Linked DNA regions of Homo sapiens: region 1 is linked to region 2. Evidence: read pairs that join two places in POLR2A ChIA-PET (ENCODE). Cell type or tissue: Panc1. All regions are shown on one strand. Each heading gives the region's core, and the rest is flanking DNA. Links, peaks and the distances in the headings are about the cores only.

Region 1 (2,914 bases), core at 151-2,650, 62 kb before region 2:
ATTCTGATAAACTGGACCACAAAATACTCGTTTCATTTTATACTGTTTTAATTGGCTCTTGGGATGTTTCATGCAATCTATTGGTTCTGTCTCCCCAGTTTGAAGCTCTTTGGCACAGGGATGTTGCCTCATGCTTTGCCTGTCCCACCGAGTGCTTCCAGCTGTGCTGCACACAGAGCAGTTCAGGAGTCCCTCCAGGAATGTAGCCCTCCCCCTCTCTCTTCTACAAAACTCAGAGGGACTCTTCAGGAGCCACATGCTCTCATCAAGCAGAAACTTTTTAAGAGGTAGACAACAACCCAGAGTGGACACAGAGCTGGTGCTCTTCCAGTAGAGGTAAGTCTTGGCCAGCTCTCAGTGCCCTGGCTCTGTAAGCCTCCCTCCCAACAACCTCACTGAGCCTCTTGCTGGGCCTGATCCCCGAAGTAGACTTTCCCTTGTCGTGTAGTTAGTACTCCAGCTGCACTCACTTCCCAGCTTAACTTCCTGACTCTTCTCAACCAGAAATCTTTTCTGGTTCACAACTTTAACTATATTAGCTCTCTTATTTTTCAAACTTTGTATCCCTTTCCTACTGTAGGACTCACTATGATAGCTTCAGTTTCTCTTGGCTGCTTCTGGAGGCACTTCATCCATTAGCAATGGATTCTTTAATAGTTGCTTTAATTATCAACACTTACAGTTATGTACAGAGATTTCCCAGATTAGGCTATAAAATGTTTCCCTCCATCCATGTCCATGCAATGGGGACTTTTGTCCTGTATAATTGTGTCTTATGGGCTTAAATTATACCAGTATGTTCTCCATTCACGTTTTTCCCCTGTGAGATTTTATTCATGGCAATTTGTTTCAGCTGTTGATATAGAGAAACCAGTTTAACAGCTTCAAAAGGTCAACTGAAAAAGGAACCAGTCATCCTGTGTACTCATTAAAAATAAATGGAAGCATTATGGAGAGTTATTATATATCTTAAGACTTTTTTGGAGGGGAAATGGAATGCAGGGCCAGGTGGGAGACGGATGATTACCTGGGATTATATTCTTAGCTACATCTGTTAGGATATTTGGGATTCCTCCATGTGAAGAGGCTAGAAAACCAGAACGACAGTTTATACCAGGCTGGGATCTCTAGAGATAAGGATTATGTGACAGGCTTTGTAAGCACAGAATCCAGGGGAGTAACTATTGTAAGAGTTCAGACAGCTATTAAGAACAATGTTGAAAAATTAGACCAAGTGGAAAGAGAAAGAGATACGAGCTGTCAAGCCAGAGTTCAGCTAAGCAAGCTGGTTAATGGTTAATACCAGTAGCTTCTCTATCTGTGTGTTGCTTACGTCAACCCCAATTCCTCATCCTATTGTAGAGTTGGTACTTAAATCTGAAAACTCAGGTGTGCCCTGAACTGATAACCAGCTGAGAAAGTATAGGGAAGAAAGGAATGGGTGGGCAGGGCTAAAGGTAACAGTAGAGCAAAGCAGAGGTACTGGGTTCTCTAGAAGGTGGCAGATATTGTTATCAAAGAGAGTTTACCCAAGAGACCCTGAGACATTGCATTAGCAGACCAGGACACATGACTGTTTCTTAATTCTATCTCCAGTTTAGAACTACATGTCAGGTAGAGTTGACAGAAGCCAAAGAAAAAGAACAAAACAAAACAAACAAAAAAACCCTAAAGTTAGAGAAGGAACCACATGTCTGCTATAAGTAGTGTTTAGAGAGCAGGGAAAGAGATGAAATTTGTTTTCCTGCTTCTCACGTCTCATTAAAATATAGATGCTGTAGGTAGGGTATTCATCATCCCCTTCTTTGGTAAGCCCTCAGATTGCAATGGGCCACCTTGTAGTAGTGTTGTTTGATGACACAGTCAGGAAGGATGGTTAATGCACAGCAGTAGGTGGACAGAGTTCAGTTGGTCTTAAATATTTAGATCTGGTGCCCATCTAGGGATGGTGCTATGGAAAAATAATAGCTGGTAATTATTAAGAGTGTAATATATTCCAGAGACTGAACTAAAAGTCTTAAGGGTATTTCCTCATTTGCTTCTCCCATCAACCCAATTAGGCAGTTATTACTTTCTTTATTGTACATATGAGGACACTGAAGCTTAGAGAGGTTCAGTAACTTGCCCAAGGTACACAGCCAATAAATAGCAGAGATTTTCCAACCCAGGCCTGCCTCCAGATCTCATGGTGGAAATCACTTTGCTGTCCTAGGAAAGGCACTGTTAGCTCACATGGCTGAAAGGAAAGCTAATGCTACATTTTTTTTTTTTACCCTGCAGGTTAAAGAGTTAAAAATAGAGGTGAGATGCTTATTTCCTTACACTTTTTCCTGCATTTTTCTTCATTTCATCACGCATTATACCCCACATCCAGGTGCTGGTCTTGTGCTTTCGGTTACATGTTGAGTTGTGTGGAAGGGCAAGCCAGGTTTATTTCAATGGAAGAGTGTTCATTCATCAAATTGACCTACCATTATACAACACCAATGCAGATGACACACTCTACCAGGGTGTGGAGAGGAGTGTGCACAGTCCTCACACTCAGGAAATTTACAGCCTCCTTTGGAAGATAAGACATGCCTGTAAAAAGATAATCGAAGGCAGCATATGATCAGCACTAAACCACCAGGAAGAATAACTGCTCTTCATGTCAGAAGAGGGAGAGAGAGCACTTCTCAGCGGGTGGTCAAGGTAGGATTCCTGGAAGAAGGCCGGTTCTGAAAACTGAGAGAGCTGTTTATTTTTGGGTAGTGGAATCATGAAATGAATCACAGAGAGAGGAAGTGAAAGGTGTGTTTGGGAACAGCAACAGCACCAGGTTGACTTTAGCTAGGCCCACTAGGGGAGGAGTAGGAGATGGGGCAGGAAAGTCAAGCTGAAATTGGATTGTGCAGATCCTTGAAAACAATGCACA
Region 2 (2,914 bases), core at 288-2,787:
GTGCGGAGACTGACCACACCTAGGGAGAAAAAACTCACTTGAGAGAAAGCTGAGTCCATTGGAAGGGCTTCCAGGAGGATGCCTGGTCTAGGGCCTGCATGGTCAACACACACAGCATAGTGGTTTCAAGGTTTTTGGAAGGCAGCTATGCTCACCACTATATCACCAATGCCATCAGGGTGTTACACAGTTTTTGAAATTGAGAGTCCCTGCATAATCTCAAAATGTTTCACGAGCCCACCCCATGCGCAGTTGCTTGCACCTCTGTGACCTGGTTCAGGAATCGGAAGGTCAGTGAGTTCATCTGCATTTCCTGCTCCCACCCAGCCCCCTCTGCCTCTATTAATGCTGTTTGTGGCAGGTTTTTGTCAGCTCTACTTTACTGTGCTTGTACAGAGGCACAACCTTTGCTAGCAGACTAATGACTAGAATCCTTGCCCTCCCCACTTCCCTGCCACCTTCTGGAACTAAGACACTAGTTTCTCTTTCAGTGCTCTAGGGCAAGAGGAGAAGGGTCCCATTTAAAGCTGTTTCTGCAGAAACACAGGGGCAGAGGTCATCAGCACGCCAGTGCTGTACTGTACCCGTTCTGTCACTTAGATGGTATGGCAAGGCCATCCCCAGGCCTCTTTGTTCTTAAGACTTTTCTCTTCCCTTGGGGACTTCATTGTCCTTAAGACCTTTCCCCTCCCCTGCACTGCACTTCCCCCTGTAGGGTAGAGGTTAATTGGTCACCTGACTGAAGTCAATATTCAACAGCAGAAATGTTAAACGATAACCCATCCCACATTCTTGCCTTGGACCCAGAGGCAGCCAGGCCCCAATCTCTGCACCTCTACTTGCGCCCCCATACAGCCTGTTTGCTGTGGGAGGATGAGAAGCCAGGTGGTTTTGCAGGCAGACAGACTCTGAGAGTCCGTTTATCTTATACAGGATCTCTTGACTTTTTCTTCTTGTAACCTTATTAACCTTCATTCCAGAGATGAAAAAGACAGACCCAGTAGGGGAATAATCAGGGTGAACACGTATATGAAATTCTTTCAAAAACCTAAAAAGCATTTAAGAAAAGAAAAATAGTTTTGTGGGTTGCCACCTCTATTTTTTTGTTTATAAAATGGGAAGGGTCTGGATTGCCCTGTGACTTAGGGTGTGAGGAGGCTTTCTCAGTTCAGAACTTGTTGAGAGATAGGAAGAGTAGTCAGACAGGTGGAGATTACTAATAAAAGCTAGGTTGGGGCTGCGTGTGGGGGCTCACACCTGTAATCCCAGCACTTTGGAAGGCCAAGGTGGGAGGATCACTTGGGCCCAGGAGTTTGAGACCAGCCTGGGCAACAAAGTGAGACCCCCATCTCTACAAAAATACAAAAAAAAAAAAAGAAGGAAAGAAAAGCCAGGTATGTTGGCACCAGCCTGTAGTCTCAGCTACTGAGAAGGTTGAGCTGGAAGGATTGCTTGAACCCTGGGAAGTCAAGGCTGCAGTGAGCTGTGATCATGCCAGTACACTCCAGCCTGGGTGACAGAGCGAGGCCTTGTCAAAAAAAAAAAAAAAAAGCCAGGTTGGGTAACTTGATGAAGATATGTAGGCATTGGACTGAGCCCTGAATTCGAGAGACTCTGACCTTGGTAAGATCAATGGTAGGAGCAGCAGGGAATTTGTGCTTTCTGGAGGCAGGTAGATCCTGAAATAGGAGAAAGAAAAGGGCTGAACCACACACAAATCTGATCATGTGAGACACTTCTCTGCCTTGGGAGGAGTGTTTGGATAGAGAGAAGCCAGATATGTTTCTCTAATGGAGGTCCCTCTGCAGGGAAACATAAAGCCAGGGGAAGGGGGTTTCTTTCCAGCCCTTGGCTTAGGGCGAGAGTACATCAGAGAACTCTGGACAGTGGCGTGGTCAGTTCATGGAGCAGGAGTGAGAGAACACAGCCTGCACTCAAGGCTTTCTCTTGGGGAAGGAGTGGGAATACTGGGTCTGTGCCCATTGATGTCCCCCTTTTCTTTGATCTTTAGCACCCCCAATGGGAACAGCCTCAGTGCCGCAGAACTCACTTGTGGAATGATCATGTGCCTGGCCAGGTAAGTCCCTGACTTCTCAGCAAAGCTAGTCTCTCCGATATGCCAATTATTACCACTTGCCAAGCAAATGGACCCAGAAAAACTTAGAAACATTTCGTCTCAGCGACTTGCAGACTGCTAAGAAGGCGACATGCAGACTGCAAAGAACCTTTAAGGCCATCAGGTCCTCTATTCAACATTCATTACACAGGTTCCCTAGTGCACAAAGGTGCACTTCTCTTTACTCATGTTCTATTCTCCATGCTGCAGACAATCTGCCTTCTCTAGCCTCCAACTCTTGCAAATGTTCTCCATACCCTGCTGCCTGGAGATAACAAGGAAGGATGTTCCAGGCAGCAGGGTATGGACAGTGTCTAGGTACCCTCTGCTTACTTTTCAAGATTAAGCTTCAGTATTAATTTATCCAAGAAGCTCTCTGGCTTTTCCAGCTAGGCTATGTCCCTCACTGATTCCCCTGGCCCTCAGGGCTTATCTCTGTCACTGCCCTTACAAATCTGTATTGTAATAGAATGGAGTAAGAACCTGCTTCAGGGTCCTTGTGTGTTCTGTGGGTTCATAACACAATGGAACTCAAATGGGCAAGACTCTTGCTCTTCTAGCAGGAGTTCCAGGCCTCTTGAGTGGATGGGGCAGCCTAGAAATCAAATGGTTGTGGCACAGAATGTGCTTGAGTCTCAGTGTGTTGGTTAGTAATTTGGCAAAACTGATTGCATGGAGCACTTCTGTTGAACAGGCAATTCAAGCATTTATGTGGTCAAGGGGAAGAACAAGGCTCCCAATAAACAGGGTAGGAAGTTGTTCTAGGTCCCTTTGAAGCTCCATGGATTCCCTAAACCA

Evidence for each region. ChIA-PET counts read pairs that join two places held together with the same protein. Peaks named below come from ENCODE experiments on the same cell type or tissue, not always from the same donor. Only the 100,000 strongest peaks of a DNase experiment are listed, where the experiment ranks them.
Region 1: POLR2A ChIA-PET joins it to region 2 with 15 read pairs; 11 of 35 experiments call an interaction of 5 or more read pairs at or near these places.

The regions. Positions count from the first base shown.
Region 1 is chr1:119,659,578-119,662,491 of GRCh38, forward strand. LOC124904390 (a long non-coding RNA gene) reads left to right here and starts at 121. Exons shown (of 2, transcript XR_007066508.1): 1 at 121-336. RefSeq lists a silencer at 89-383 and an enhancer at 2,871-2,914. In Panc1, for the core only: no CTCF peak of the experiment used is centred there; no DNase peak of the experiment used is centred there; H3K27me3 peaks cover 741 bases.
Region 2 is chr1:119,721,365-119,724,278 of GRCh38, forward strand. It overlaps PHGDH (phosphoglycerate dehydrogenase), which reads left to right. Exons shown (of 12, transcript NM_006623.4): 3 at 2,012-2,077. Among named protein-coding and RNA genes, the nearest start is that of PHGDH, 11 kb to the left of the region's middle. In Panc1, for the core only: no CTCF peak of the experiment used is centred there; no DNase peak of the experiment used is centred there.